3 separate regions of the Mus musculus genome follow, and all the other regions are linked to region 1. A link is a loop called in an ENCODE intact Hi-C map of the cell type or tissue named here. Cell type or tissue: heart. All regions are shown on one strand.

Region 1 (5,000 bases):
CTGAGTTTAAGTGATCTTTGGCCTTGGAACTTAAGACTCCAGAACTGTTAGGAACCTCTGGGAAGGAAAAATGGACAAAGGAAGAAAAGGATGATGGTTGGAGGGACCGGAAAGAGGAGGAAAGAAAGTAAAAAGAAAACTTTTTTTTTTAAAGTAACTTTAAGACTATCCTCCGACTATATGACTAAAACTACCATTTAAAGTCTTGGTATCATAACATCACAGAGCCACTGTAAGGAGTTCCTCACAGGGTGTGTGTGTGTGTGTGTGTGTGTGTGTGTGTGTGTGTGTGTGCTCATGTCAGTGTGTGCCTGCACATATGTAAAATGACTGTTGATTATTCAGCACGAGAAACACAATGGATATTGGGAGAAGAGCAGGCATTTCGTTAGTGAAGAGGAAAGCTGCATCTCAATTTGTCACAGAGTCAGTGTGACAGCCAGCAACACAAGTGTCTGAACTGACTTCCAGTTTTACTGTGCATTGTTCATGACTCTACAACAATGTCCTGGGTGCTTCTGGTAGTTTTTACGACAGGTTTTGGACAAATATGTTATCTTCTGGACAACCAAGAATGACAGTTATCTGACTAAATGGCATTTAGCAATCAGCATGCCCACCCGTGCCCAATGCCATCTGGCCACCCACCGGATCCAGTAGAAGCATGTGTGCGCGCACGTATGTGCGAGCAGGACACACACACACACACACACACACACACCACAGCTGAAATAAGAGGTCAAGACAGGAACATCAAAACATCAAATAAACACAGAAAGGAATTGCTAGCTAGGTCAGTTAAGTTGGGATGGAGTTCTGGTCTTTTCCTTTCTCTTCCCAGGCCCTACAGAGGAATAGTCTCAAAGAAATTGCTGGTGGCTTTGGGTCTGGTTTCTCACCTCTCCTGTCCAGTTTCCTTAGCTCTGTTAAGAGCCTCTGCTTTTTCCCCTCACCATTAAGCTTATTTTAAAGGTACCAAAGTGTGCGTATGTGCATGTGTGTGTGTGTGTGTGTGTGTGTGTGTGTGTGTGTGTGTATGAATCTTTTCTCCCAGTTCCCAAGTGCCTACTTATGATCTCCAACTTTCTCTACTTTCTTTCTCTCAGAACCTCTGAACTTATCCCTCTGCCAGCAGCTGGATCATTTCTACCCCGAAACTGACAAGTTGCCCCACTCCCGCCCCCTCTCGGTAGATCCTCCCCCAGTGAGCGTTCATTAGCATAAAACTGGTTGGGTCAGGGACTGTCCCAAGGCCACCTCGGCGCACATGCACAAGGAAGACTAGGCGAGAAGTATTCAAGCCCTTAGCATCCTGTGGCAAAAGGACCACCTGCACCTTTCCTGAGCTACTAAACTCAGAAAAGAAAGTGGAAAGAAAAAAGAAAAAGAAAGAGCGAAGACTGGTCAATCCGCACTTTGAAAAGAGGGCGAGCAAGTCCCTTTCTTTTCTTCCCCACCTCTCCAATTCAGCTTCCAAGAGTCTGGGGCACCAGGTCATCTCCTAAAGAACAAAACGTGTTTGTGCCCTCGCATTTGCCCCGGGGCAAACGTACTTCTTTTTTTCTTTTCACGAGCGCGTGCGCGCGCGCGCGTACACACACGCACACACACACACACACACACACACACAGATAGGGAGACACAAACACACACATCCGCGCACACACAAACCCCTCCCCTACACAGGCTTCCCTCTGGGATGTGGGGCTGAACTCTTTGGTTGAACTCTCAGATTACCCCTGCTCCTCTCAGCGCCCGGTACTGTTCCGGTGCTGACTTCTCAGCGCCGCTCTCAGCTGCCAGCCCACCCTCTTTTCTTACTAGAGGAGCCCCCCTATCCCAGAGCGCATCCCTCAGCTTCGGAGCCCTGCAGGATCAGGGTCACGACCTCCCTCCTATCCCAGAGGTGCCCAGAGGCTTCTTGGAGGAACCCAGGTCCCAGGAGTGCACACTCAGGCAGTAGTGTCCGGAACGGGTGCAGGTCACCAGCGCGCCCGGGAAGGGGCTGTGACTCCTGGGAAGGCACCTTCCTCTGGTTCCCCACTCTGCATCCCAAGCTCAGCGGCAGCCTAGCCCGAATGCCCTAGGAAGCATCAGGAACACCCGGCCGGCACGGATCAGGCCGCGAGCAGTGCGAACTTGCCCAGGAGGTCGGGCGAAGGAGACTAGCCCCGGGGACCGACAGGAGAGGGCCGTGCTCGCCAGGGCGCGCAGCTCGCGGACGCGCTGAGCGGGCGGCGCCGGGAAGGGAGCAGGGGAAGGGCGAGGAGGAGGGTGGGAAAGGACCAGGGCGACAGAAGGTTTCCCCTCCGCTCTTTACCTGGCGTTGGTGCAGTCATTGTAGAGGGTCTCGAAGTCCTTCCTGGAGATGAGTTTGCAGCGGTTCACTCCGGGCTGGATGGCCCCCAGTCCCCTCAGGATGCGAACCTGTTCCACATTGCACACCACCGGCGTGATCTCCAACCGCTTCAGCTTGGTGTAGACGGTGTGCAAGCCCCCCACCAAGTGCTTCAGGAACAGGTCGAAAGCCTGGGGCAGGCAGATCAGCTCGCAGCCCTCCACCGTAAAGGAAGCCACTTTGGCCCCTCTCAGATCCACCATTTTGCACTCATTATTCTGGGGGGTGTTTTCCACTGGGGACGGGGTTGAGTACACGGGTTTCCCAGGGAGGGGGCCGCAGCTGCTGCTGCTACTGCTGCTGCTGCTGCTACTGCTGCTGCTGCTGCTACTGCTGCTGCTGCTGCTGCTACTGCTGCTGCTGCCGGTGCTCGCGGTGATGGGGGTGCTGGAGGCGCCGCCGCCGCCAGCGCTAACGCCGCCGCCGCTGCTCCCGGCCGCCAGGCTGGGGTTGCAGTTGCTCCCGCCGCCGCCTCCGTTGCCGCCGCTGCCACCGCCGCCTCCGCTGCCGCCGCCGCCGCCACCAGGAGAGGTGACTGTGGCCGCGGCTGAAGAAGAAGCAGAAGAGGCAATGGGCTCCGGCCGGAACAGAGTTGGCCCAGACGACGCCGGGGGTCCGATGGATGGAGCCGGAGACGAGGTCGCCGAGGAGGTGGAGGTGGTGGTGCCCGAGGAGGAAGCAGAAGTAGAGATCGGGGGTTGAGGGGGGACCAGCTGGGTCGGAGGGATCAAAGCCGCCGGCACTGCCATGGTCACATATAAGGGGAAACAGAAGGAGGAGAAGCGAGGGGGAAAAGTTGCCACACACCCCCCAAAGGGGAAGGGGGAGAAAGGGGGACAAGGATCGAGGTGGGGGGGGGGGCAGAGACAACAAGCACTCTAGGAAGGAACCTTAGTTGGAGAGAGGGAGAGAAGAGGAGAAAAAGGAGGTGAGGTTAAGAAAGAGCGAGCGCAGGAGGGGCGAGCGCGAGAGGCGCTCGAGAGAGAAACGCACAAAAGTGTCCCGCAAGTCGAAATGCGAGTCCTCTCTCGGGGCTGGGATCGCGGGCTGCTCTTGGGGGGGGAGAGGCGGGGGTGGGGCGGGGAGGGTCGGCTGGTGGTGTGTGGGTCCCGCTCTAGCACAAAGTTAAGGATGAAGGTGAAAAGGAGGAGGGTTGAGGGACTTGGGTTCTCCCTGGCAAGTACATTGATCAAAGATTGAGAGGGGAATGACAGAGAGAAAATGAGCTGAAAGTGCAGGCTGCCGGCTGGACGAGTTGTTGTTGTCACACGGTGCGGAGGGGAGGAGCTCCGGATACTTGAAATACCCTTTGAAGCCGCGAAAACCTCACTCACTAGTATTAACCCAAATTATCCAACCAGGAACTCGGAGCACAGACTCCAAGAGCGCGAGACCGAGGAAAGGGGGTGGGTAGAAAACGGGAGTGGGGGGGGAGGGTACGGAGGAAAAGGGTGGGAGGAAAGCCCTAGAAAAGCCGGGGCCCAAGAGTGGTGCTCAGAGAGAGGGAGAGAAAGCTGGTCATCTACTTCTCTCGCGCTGCTACCGTTACATCCCCTGCCACCTCCTCTGTGGCTTTGAAGGAGAAGACTCTTAGCTCCCACCCACCCACCCACCCCAAAAAGGTTCTGAGCAAACGCCTCATGACTGAAAGAGCGGCGGTGCCGCTGCCAGCTCACCTTCAAGGATTTAGGTTCACACACACACACACACACACACACACACACGCGCGCGCGGGGCATTTGTGCAAGCAGTTACAAAAGGAAACATCCCCAGCTCATGACTGTTGGGCAATTATTATTATTATTATTATTATTATTATTATTATTATTATTATTATTATTATTATTATAGGAAAATTCACATGTAAGCAGTGTGGACTATTTTGTGTATCTGACGGGTTTTTTTTCTATATCAAAAATGTTTATATAAAGATAAAGAAGAGTTTTCAAGCTGCGGGAAGAAAGTCACTTAAGAATAATGGGTGCTCCTGATCCTAGTAGACAGGGATACAGTGGATTAAAACAACTTCCCTTTCACCTCCAGAGATTGGTCAGGGATGACTTCTTTATCTAGAAATTTCTAAAGAGATCAGCTGTCCTTGAAGATTAGAAAGTAGAATACAAAAACACACTGATGTTTCTTACCCAAAACTCTAATTAATTCACCTGGTCTTGCACAGTAATCAACTCTCATTTCTCCTTCAGTACCCGAGGAGAGTCGAAAGTGTGTTATTTAAGTCACACAATAATTATTGGGTTCCTTTCATATTTGGAAAGTCCTGCTATGTTTTGGGAACTTCGTTTTTGCTTTCTCAGTGAGAATGTGTTTGTAAAGAATGAAATAGAAACTAAGCCTCCTGGTTGACTTGTAAACACAGAAGGCAGAAGGGAATAGTGGTTTGGGGCTGCATGAGGGGAGTAAGACACTCATTTTCTCCTCCTGTCTTCTCTAACTTGTTGCACAGCGATGTTTTTTCCGGGATGTTTGACCAGCATAGAATTTGAGCATAGGTCCTGTGTGTTTGTTGCTTATATCTCTAGGAATCTGGAGTAGTTAGGCATTGAACCTGTCTACACATGTCTAAAGATTTCATAAGATGTGA
Region 2 (5,000 bases), 340 kb before region 1:
TTTGATTCCTATTGTCTTTTAAAAACAAGAGCTACCTGTTCACTTGATACAGAATTAAAACCACGTAAGTCTCCTCTTTTCAAGATTTAACAGAATGGTAATTATAAGAATTTTCGGAAGGTGTAGATAGATAAAGTAAAATTGGACATATGATAGACTGAAGTAGGGGTTCTTGGATTAATCTTGCATCCTTTTTCTGTAGAAATGAATTTTGAGAAGCAGAAAAGCAATGCCAAGTCCCAGATAATGAGATCAAATCACACAATGATCAAATCACCTATCAAATAGCGCATGAGACCTAGACATATACACACTCACAAGCACATGTCAACATTGTCCTTCCTCTAATGCAAAGCAAAGTTGCGTATTCAAAAAAAAATGCATGTTCTCACCATTTAAGACCCGGAGACTGTCCGCTGAAGCTGCCTGTTTCAGTGTCTGCTCCGCTTGCTCACGGCGTTTTGTCTCAAATTCTAGTGCCTCCTGCAGTTTTCTCTTTGCTTTCTTTTCCTTCTTTAGCCTCTTTTGAACTATGGCTGGAAAAGAAACCTGCAAATTACTTTTCTGGTCTGTCATGATGCTGATTTACAAATGGTCAATAATCCTCATAGTATTTATTTCTCCTTATAGACCAGAGTCTGGCTACAATGAGGAAACCCCAAGTCCCAACTTCACCTTAAATTATCCCAAAGAATATGTTCATAAAAGCCAATTCTATATTTAACCCTTAAATAACTACAAGAATGGCTTAATTGTCCTATGAAGAGATAAATTTAACAGATGGTACTAACTACAGTAAATTTTGTGTTCACTGATACAGGGAGCTTGTTAAAATAAACGTTGTGGCTTAGTCTCTGCTTAGAATCAGTTCACTGCAGAGTACACTCAATAGTGCATATTTTTGTGTGCATATTATACAGCACACACAATAATGCATCCTGATGTATGTGTGTCCCTCATCTCAGGAGGCCGTACCTCTACAACTGCTGCTGAAAGAAACCAAAAAGAAAAAAAAAACCAACAACTAGATTTTTAATAATTATTCCTTCTGATTTTATAAAATAGAGAATATTGCATGTATATGAGGAATGACATAATTATGTCATTCATATGTAGAAGTAGTCATTTTAACATAATTATAATATCAACATAATCAGCAATATTATTTTTTTCTAAAATTGATTCCTTCCTGGGTAATACTATAGCATATTTCAAGGAAACATATTATAGCTTCATTTTGTTGAAGTTAGAGTATATATCAAATCTTCCTTGAAGTTATAATGTTCGACCGACGACATGGTTTCGTATGAAAAAGTAGAGTATGATACTGAAGTTGGTTATGATACATTTTCTCCCATGAGATGATTAGAATAGTGGTGCCTAATGCTAATCAACAAATAATAACAATATGAACAATCAAAATGTACATCCATAGATTAAATGGTTTTTACTCTGTCTACACCTATGTAGATGGACTTAGGAAGAAATGGAGGCAAATGTTAATTCTTTAAAAATTATCTATCTGGATAATTAAAAAGCACTCTGGATGTTTGACATCACTGTGACAAATTTAATCTTTGAGCTATAAAGGGAAACGGCTCTGTGTCTTGCTACCCACTGAAGAGCAATGCATTTACTTAATTTCATATTTAATAGGCATGTAAAGGTAGGAAAGTCTTCTAGTAAATATTTAGTCTCAGTTTCTATTCCCCATGTCTCATTTGTATCACCATTCGGTCTACCTTGATGGCAGCCCATTAACCCTTGAGCTCATTGGCTTTTGTATCATATATCTCAAATAATTTTACCCCTAATGGGCATTGACTACATTGTTATCTATGAAATAATTGGCACTGATTCAAAATAATGCTAATTTTCTTTAAGAATGAAATAATATTTTTATTTTACTGTACTTGTAGTTTCTTTTTCCAAATGTTATATTAGTATTTATCCATGAAAAGATCTAGTAGTTTTGAAACAAGTTTATAAAGAGCACATGATCATGAAACATGAATACGCAGCACTGAGCCATTTACCATTTAATTTCCTCCTATATGGTTGCCTGAAATAAGATTGAACCAGTTGTCTGCAGGATAACACACTTATAAGTAGATACATTTATAGTGGGTAAGTATGAATAATTATTATTTTCAGCTTACTGTTGGAAGTTAATTAAATGGGAGGAGATTCAAGGTGTGATCTGTGGATGTTTTGCCCTCTAGTGGTTAGAGGAATAATACTGAAGGTAAAACTTGGTCTTACTAGACTTGCCAGTCTCCAAAGGTTATTTTAGAAATGCTACGGCCTATCATTTAATCTTATATGAATCTTCTTCAGGCTAGAAAAACGGTAGAAACATGGCTCTCTCATCAAAAATGGTTCCACAGATTCACCTCTTTGCTCAAACATCCTCATTCACTTCACACACATCTATTATCATGCTTGAATTATTTTAGTTCTTAAATCTATGCATACTCATTATTTTATACCATGTTATATACTGAATGAGTGTTATGTGATGTATGATGATGTCTCTAAAAAGCTGAGTTCAGAAACCTACTAGATATTGATTTATAACAACTAATGCAATAACTGTGGAAATTCTAAAACAGAAACAATGATCTTTAAATGACCACCTCAAAGATGAAAGGTGGACAGTTGAAGAATCTATAATGGATACTTATAAAATTAAGGAAAGAGAAATCAACCTTTTCTACAGATCTTGTGAAATCATGTAGCTGAATCGAAGGAGAGATTGGCTGTCATCGTCAAATTCATGTAAAAAATAAATACACAAATATGAATGACCTTCAAAATTATTTATCGATGACCAGTAAAATATTGTAAAAGAAACAATTTGCAGATCAATAATGCCATTATTTTTATCCAATAAGAATTCACTTTGATCTGTACTTTATGTACTTGACCTTGTTGAATGAAAATGAAGCATTCAGAAGGAAAATCGTACAAACACTTAACTTCAGTCATTTGCTCAGATATTCATCAAGCTTCCATGTCAGTTGATAAGTATCTCACCAAACCTGTTTTGCTTGAATAATCAGTCTTTTCTATTTTAGTTTTATGACTTTAACTCCTGAGGTTTTTCAAAGAGCAACTGTGAGTGAACACAACATTCTTCTTCAGAGTTCTCATCTTATCAGAGCCCATTCTTATCGTAAGGAATATGAATTCATTAAACCCTATAAGCAAGGAAAACTATATGATCAATGATATGGATAGATATACCCAATCCTGAGGTAGAAAACAGAAGATAGTATGGACTTTGAACATTCATAAATACAACAGACTTGGGAATCAAGTACTATTCTGAGCTTTGTTACAGGCAACGTAGCAAAAATTAAAGTAAGCAACCAAACACAGAACAGTATTTTTATGTCAAATATTTCACTTAAACTTTTGGAATTGTGTGGACTTTCCCAGGTACCTCTGTTCTTTTGTTCCATGGCCAGCTGCTTCTCCAGTGTTTCTCTTAGTTCTCTTTCTCTTAAAAAATCCATCTTCAGCTCTGTTTTTTCCAGTTGGACCTGCTTTTCTTGAGCTCTGGCATTGTCTATGGCAACTTTCAAGAGGCCCTGGACAAAGAAGGTATTCAGCATAAGGATATTTTGGTATAAAACCCATTTTGTTAGTTATTTGGATGTATTCAATTCCTGCAAACACAAATGCATAAATACAACAATTAAAACAAACTAGAAAACCTTCTAAGTCTAATTAAACTATTTAGAAAGACAAGTATTTATGGTATGTGGGTTCATTGGTTTGAAGTAGACTATTTAGCTTTTGAAAAAGATAATAAGTGTCACACCAAAGCATACTATAAAATACAAATGGGAAAAGTTGCAGGCAACAGTTCTACAGGAGCCATCCAGCGTGGCCTGGTAGGCTGACAGCATCTTCAAATTCATGCAACCATTCCCCAACAAGGACACACCCTCTAAAACTTGTAGGGAATTGCAGGCTGGTCTCCAGTTGAGCTGAAGTCTGAACCCTGATGGTCATAATTCACCTTCATGACATGGTAGGCGTTCCCTCATGATCCTGTAACTCTGGCCCCTGCCTAAATTACCACCTCCCACAACCTGCACAAGAGAAGCATGGTAGGTAGTCATGTAAAAGCAATGGCCCACGCTTCTGACCTTCAGGCTAAACTCCTCTCCAGTTACCTAGCAACAATAAAGTCCATAAAAGGGGCTTTTAGGCCCCCACCTTGCTCTCTTGCTCTTACTCCTTTGTTCCTTTACCTCTCACTTCTCTCACTTCTCTCTCCTCTTTCTCATTGTCTTCTTCTTTCCTCTCCTCTCTCCCTCTTTCTCTCTCTTTCACTCTAGCCTTCTCTCCCTCTCCCTCTCCCTCTCCCTCTCCCTCTCCCTCTCCCTCTCCCTCTCCCTCTCCCTCTCCCTCTCCCTCTCTCTCTTCAATAAAGCTCCTAAACCAGAGTGTCTCTGCTCCATCAAGATCCACTGCAACACTCTCACCAGTGTTGGGAACCTCTTTCCCTATTCCCTCTCTCCAATAACCCCAGGGCTACAGGGTATGGCCTCGGGGTCCCCCGCTGTGTGGGTCAGGCATGCTCACCCTGGGCTGAGTGGAAAAGTGTCTAGCAACTCTGCCTGCATCCACCTGCCCAGAGCACAGGAACTCTGGCCAGATGATAGGTCCCTTTTCCTCCCCAACTTCTCCCCAGGACCTCCCTTTATTTTGTTCCCTACAAAAGCTGTCTTTCATTGTGTTCCTCACTTCAAGCTATCTGTGTCTGCTGGAGGAAGCTTTCTCTTCCCTCTATAACTTCACACGGCTCACACCCCCATTTTACTTTACCTTTGCCTAAAGCTACAATTCAGAAGACTTCTCTAATCATCCAACCAGAAATGCCCTTCATGCAGATGTTGTTAGCCCTTCTTGATCATTATGATTAGGTTCACAATTAAGTAATATTACTAGATATCTATGTATTCACTGGTTTATATCATCCCTCTTCC
Region 3 (5,000 bases), 850 kb after region 1:
ATGTGAGCGGATCACTCCCTGAAAAGTGTTGACTCACCTTGGTTCCCAACAAGACAAGAGGGCTTTGCCATACATATATAGCACAAAGCTTTCTAAGCTAGGAACCCTAGGGCTGGATGTAAATTCTTTACTTCACACACAGAGCAAGCCACCGGAGGTCACTCCAGATGTGACTGCCTCCTTCCCTCTCAGACCAGAAGACCCTTCCCAAGCTCCTGAAGACTGAGAATTGCTAGCATGTTCTAGAGTTTGCTTGTTTTGCTGGTCATAAAGCATTGAGGGAGAGGTGCCCTGAAGCAGTATCGAGTGGTCAACCTCATACGCGTTCACAACAACAGCAACATCACCATCATCCTCATCAGCGTTTCTACCTTTTCCCATCCGCTCACCCCAATTTTCTGCTCCCTCATACACTCTCAGTTTACAAGAGGGAGCCACAGCCCCCACTCCCACTACTTTTGCCTGAATTGGAGCAAATAGCAAAAGATTCATGGACTGCATAAGTGATTGGCTGCACTCAATTTTATCACAACTCGTTCTCTTCCTTTCTGTTTTTCTCCTTTCCTTTCCTTTCCTTTCCTTTCCTTTCCTTTCCTTTCCTTTCCTTTCCTTTCCTTTCCTTTCCTTTCCTTTCCTTTCCTTTCCTTCCCTTCCCTTCCCTTCCCTTCCCTTCCCTTCCCTTCCCTTCCCTTCCCTTCCCTTCCCTTCCCTTCCCTTCCCTTCCCTTCCCTTCCCTTCCCTTCCCTTCCCTTCCCTTCCCTTCCCTTCCCTTCCCTTCCCTTCCCTTCCTTTCCCTTCCCTTTCTTCTGCTAGCAGTGCACCTTTTATCTTTTGAAAGTCAATTCTAAGATAGACAGTAAGACAACAGAAATAACAGTCTGGGTGCAGTGTGAAGCTCAGCTGGTTAAGGCCCTTGCTGCCAGCCTAGGAAGTAACTTAAGCTCGTTCTCCAGCACTTACATGAAGGTGGGAGGAGAGAAACAGTCCCACAGGATTCCTCTGTTCTTGGTTTCGTCACCTTGACACAAGCTAGAGTTGCCTGGGAAGAATTGCCTCCATCTGATTGGCCTGAGGAAAAGCCTATGGGGCATTTTCTTAACTGCTAGTTGACAGAGGAGGGCCCAGTCCACTGTGGGTGGTATCATCCCTAGCCAAGTGTGCCTTGAGGAGAGACTAGTAGAGTAGACTAATAGAATAGGTAACTGAGGAAGCCAGATAAACAAGCCAGAGAGTAGCATCCTCTATGGTCTGGGTTTCACATTCTGCCTCCACATTCTTGTCTTGGTGATTCCCTTGGTGATGAACTGTAACCTGTAAGCCAAAATAAACCCTTCCCTCCTACTTGAAATGGGCTTTGGTAATGATGTTTATCACAGTAACCAAAAACAAACTAGAACATCATGTGACCTCCATTTGTATACCATCACACACACACACACACACACACACACACACACACACACACACACAGAGCATTCGCGAACACTTACATAATAATAAATAAAAAATTTCAAATGAGATAAAGCAGGAGACTGCAGTAGTTTCTATTTTATAACCCGAAGGTATGGCATCAAGCTATGCTGATATTTCTCAGCTCTCTCTGATCCGACTCACTTTTTACCATTTTTCTCTTTGCAGGTCTGTACAATAAAATTGTGTCTTTGGCTGTATGTATAACCACAGTGAGGGTAAAACTTCTATGTAACTCAAGGGTTTAGTTAAGTGTTCTTATTATAAGTTTTTTAAAAATAGTGATAAGTTAGAGTAATTCAAAAATGCAGGATTTAAAAGTTAGTATTGTTAATACATTAGAGAAAAGCAGCCTGCCCCAACTGATCTCAGGTAGCATTTGCCCAGCACACATCATTCTTATTCCACTTTTAAAAGAAAAAGGTTATAACTAGTTTTATCACTGCTTTTTTTAAAATCATGATATTATTGTCTATATTGTTATTAATTATTGATGACTGTATTATTAATGCAGTTGCCTGTATGCTTATATATTACAATTGAGTTTAGCTCAATTATGTACCCAATTCTACACATGTGTAATATAAAAACATCTCAAAATGCATTGAAAAGCCCATTTAATTAAGACCTTTTATTAAAAGGTCTACATTAATAGAGAAGATGACACTTTGTCTAAAGCCAATGCCGCTCCTCTTATACCTCAGTTGAGATGTATGGATACACAGATGCTTAAATAAACACAGAGTAATTTAAAATTTTTCTTTTTAATTTGAAGCTTAATGTGATTAAGTTGGTTATAGAATAATCAGTTGTCTTATAATCATATTCTACTGTTCAAACTGAAATAAAATACACCTTCCTTTATTAAAAAAAATGTCTTCAGAGTTGATTAGAGGGCAAAGTGGTCTCTATTACAAGAGCTTTTTCTGCCATCTAGTGGAAAAGTGAAATCTAAGAGGATGCCTAATTTACATTTTAAAATTGTATTGTGTGTGGAAAAGGCACGTTTGAAATGGCGAGAAAGCAAAACAGTGTGCTGTCTCCCGGACTTGTTCTGTGACTAGACAGCATGTGGGCAAACCAACCCTTCCCAGAACAGCAAGACTTAGAGAAAAATGTGCAGGTTGCTTCGGGCTGCCTCTAAAACTCCTCCGGAGCTCCTGCCCGCCCCTTAAGGTATTAGCATCCATCGTTTGACGCAACTGCTTGTCATTCACTGTCAAACTGATCAGGGTCCCAGGTCTCTTCTAGTCCTTTAGATCCCCTTACCCTGTAAACAGCGGCTTGTACGTTTCTGAGGGAGGCGATTTGAGGGCTTCTATCTCAAACTGTGGCTTCTCAACTTTAAAATGGAAGCACAGACAGGCTGTGTGGTGCTGGGCATTTCTTAGGAAGTGTAGGCAGGAAGAGTGCTATTCCAGGTCTGCCTAGGTTACAGAGTAAATACAAAACAACCTGGATGACTTAGTGAGACCCTGTACCCAAATAAAACACAAAGTCGGTGCTGGAGATTGCTCAGTGAAAGGATGTGTCTACCATCTAAGAAGCTCTAATGTGAACCCATAGTCCCGCAAGGGGTGGAGGAGTGAGGGGAGGAGAGAGGAGACAAAAGGAAGGGGAGATGAAGAGAAAAGAAAATTCCTCTAACTCCACTAAAGCATATATTTACTATTACAACACAAGTACACAGCTATTTGTGCATTTGTGGGTGTAAGCGTCAGAATTCCTTGTTCTAAAGAAATGCCAGGGCTGGAGAAGCAGGCTCAGAGGGAAAAGGTGCTTGTGGCCTTCCACACTCGTGCTAAGGGTGTGTGCGTGCACCGACACACACAGACATACAATAAATCAATTAATAAATCAAGTAAAAAGAAATAAGCTCCTCCCAGAAGCCATAGACGATCATAAAGATGACACTGTCAAGAGAGGGTTCCCTCCCTTCAAGTTGTCCATCATGAGGAGTCTGAAGAAACCCCAAAAGTCACCTAGGCTCTTCCTATTGCTCTTGGGTGTTTTCTAGAATATGATGATAAGACCTTATTGCTAAAGATACCAATCACTTTCTCAAAAGACTTGCAGAAATGATGTTTGGTATTCCTGTCTAACAGTTAGCTCTCATAGAGTCAATATGCTAAGAAGGCCACCAAAGGAGAAAAGTTGTCAGCAGTCCTACCCAGCTATAAATCCTGCAGACTACAATAATAACCAACCTAGGAAGATGGTGGTGCCATAGTGGCCCTATCATAGGGGTAAGTAGCTGCTATCTGGTTGGACTTGTAGTGTCTTATCAATAAGACTTGGTACTATAAACCTAGCCAAGAACTTGTGTCTAGAGAGGAACCAGACCCTACAGAAGAAACTATCTCCTATAGTATCCAACTGCCTTTTAAATATTTATTGTTGGGGCTAGAGAGATGGCTCATTGGTTAAGAGCATTCCGTGCGCTTCCAAAGGACCCATGGATTCCAGCACATGACCGGCAGCTTATAACTACAACTCGAAGGGATCTGATGCCTTCTTCTCTGTTGTCACCCCTGCACACATGACACACACTCACACACACGTGGTCACACAAAAATAAAACTTTTTAAAAAATAGATGCTTTCCCCTTATACTTATAAATAGGTACAGCAACTACTCATCAAAGAAGTTTCATTTTGTGGCAGACAGGGACTATTGTAGAGATCTATGGCTAGCCAAAGCACAGGGAATTAGTGACACTAAATGGCCTAGTTTCAAATGGCATTACGTCTATTAAGACAACTTCTGCCCACAAGGCTCACACTATGGAAGAGGGAATAGAACAATTCTAAGAGGGTCAGGAGGATGCCTGCAAAATAGTGTCTTCTGGACATGCAGGGACAACAACACGGTTGCCTGCACAAGACCTGCACAAGACAATACTAGCCAACCTTCCAACACAAAAGGGGGAAGGGCACACAGGCCTTACCCCAAGATGAAAGTAGTTGATGACAACAGAAAGAGAGACAGTGTTCCTAAGGCGTGAGCTTTCTGGGTGCTTGCCTGGGTCCTAGCAGTCAGCAGCATAAAATAATGTAAGTTATACCATGTAAGTTAAATAGGAAAAAAAAAAAGAACAGAATAAAATGAAAAATACAGTAGTGGCCACTTATCTAAATTTATTACTTTTTAAAAATTTATTATTATTATTTTACTTATTCATTTTACATCCTGCTCACTGTCCCCTTTCCACCAGTCACCCCCTCTCACAACCCTTCCCCCATCCCCTCTCCCCTTCTCCTCTGAGCAGGCGGGTTCCCCTGGGTATGCCCCCCCCCCCACAAACCCTGGCACAAGTCTTTGCTAGGCTAGGCCCATCCTCTCCCACTGAGGCCAGGCAAAGCAGCCCAGCTAGAAGAACATATCCCACATACAGGCAATAGTTTGGGGGATATCCACCACTCCAGTTGTTCGGGACCCACATGAAGGTCAAGCTGCACATCTACTACAGCCCATGTATGCTCTTTGGTTGGTGTTTATTGTGACTTTTCCCACTTCTCTAACTCTTTCAG

The links. A loop is a pair of places that touch in the nucleus more often than their neighbours do. Peaks named below come from ENCODE experiments on the same cell type or tissue, not always from the same donor. Only the 100,000 strongest peaks of a DNase experiment are listed, where the experiment ranks them.
Region 2: a loop joins it to region 1, with 2.7 times the contacts of the local background. A loop is called at or near these places in 3 of 42 quality-filtered maps.
Region 3: it touches region 1 in a loop (2.9-fold over the local background); 3 of 42 quality-filtered maps call a loop at or near these places.

Annotation. Positions count from the first base shown.
Region 1 is chr14:98,166,163-98,171,162 of GRCm38, forward strand. It overlaps Dach1 (dachshund family transcription factor 1), which reads right to left and starts at 3,603. Exons shown (of 12, transcript NM_007826.3): 1 at 2,321-3,603. The coding sequence starts at 3,147. It overlaps Gm33583 (a long non-coding RNA gene), which reads left to right and starts at 3,742. Exons shown (of 2, transcript XR_003951195.1): 1 at 3,742-3,804. In heart, CTCF peaks have their summits at 1,198 and 2,881; DNase peaks (open chromatin) are centred at 1,199, 1,749, 2,129, 3,739 and 1 weaker place; H3K4me3 peaks cover 4,469 bases; H3K27ac peaks cover 3,625 bases.
Region 2 is chr14:97,827,849-97,832,848 of GRCm38, forward strand. Dach1 (dachshund family transcription factor 1) reads right to left here. Exons shown (of 12, transcript NM_007826.3): 9 at 3,446-3,593; 10 at 393-536. Among named protein-coding and RNA genes, the nearest start is that of Gm25831, 140 kb to the right of the region's middle. In heart, a CTCF peak has its summit at 2,219 (motif pointing left); no DNase peak of the experiment used is centred here.
Region 3 is chr14:99,020,079-99,025,078 of GRCm38, forward strand. No RefSeq gene overlaps it. Among named protein-coding and RNA genes, the nearest start is that of Mzt1, 24 kb to the right of the region's middle. In heart, a CTCF peak has its summit at 2,400 (motif pointing left); no DNase peak of the experiment used is centred here; H3K4me3 peaks cover 336 bases; H3K27ac peaks cover 1,175 bases.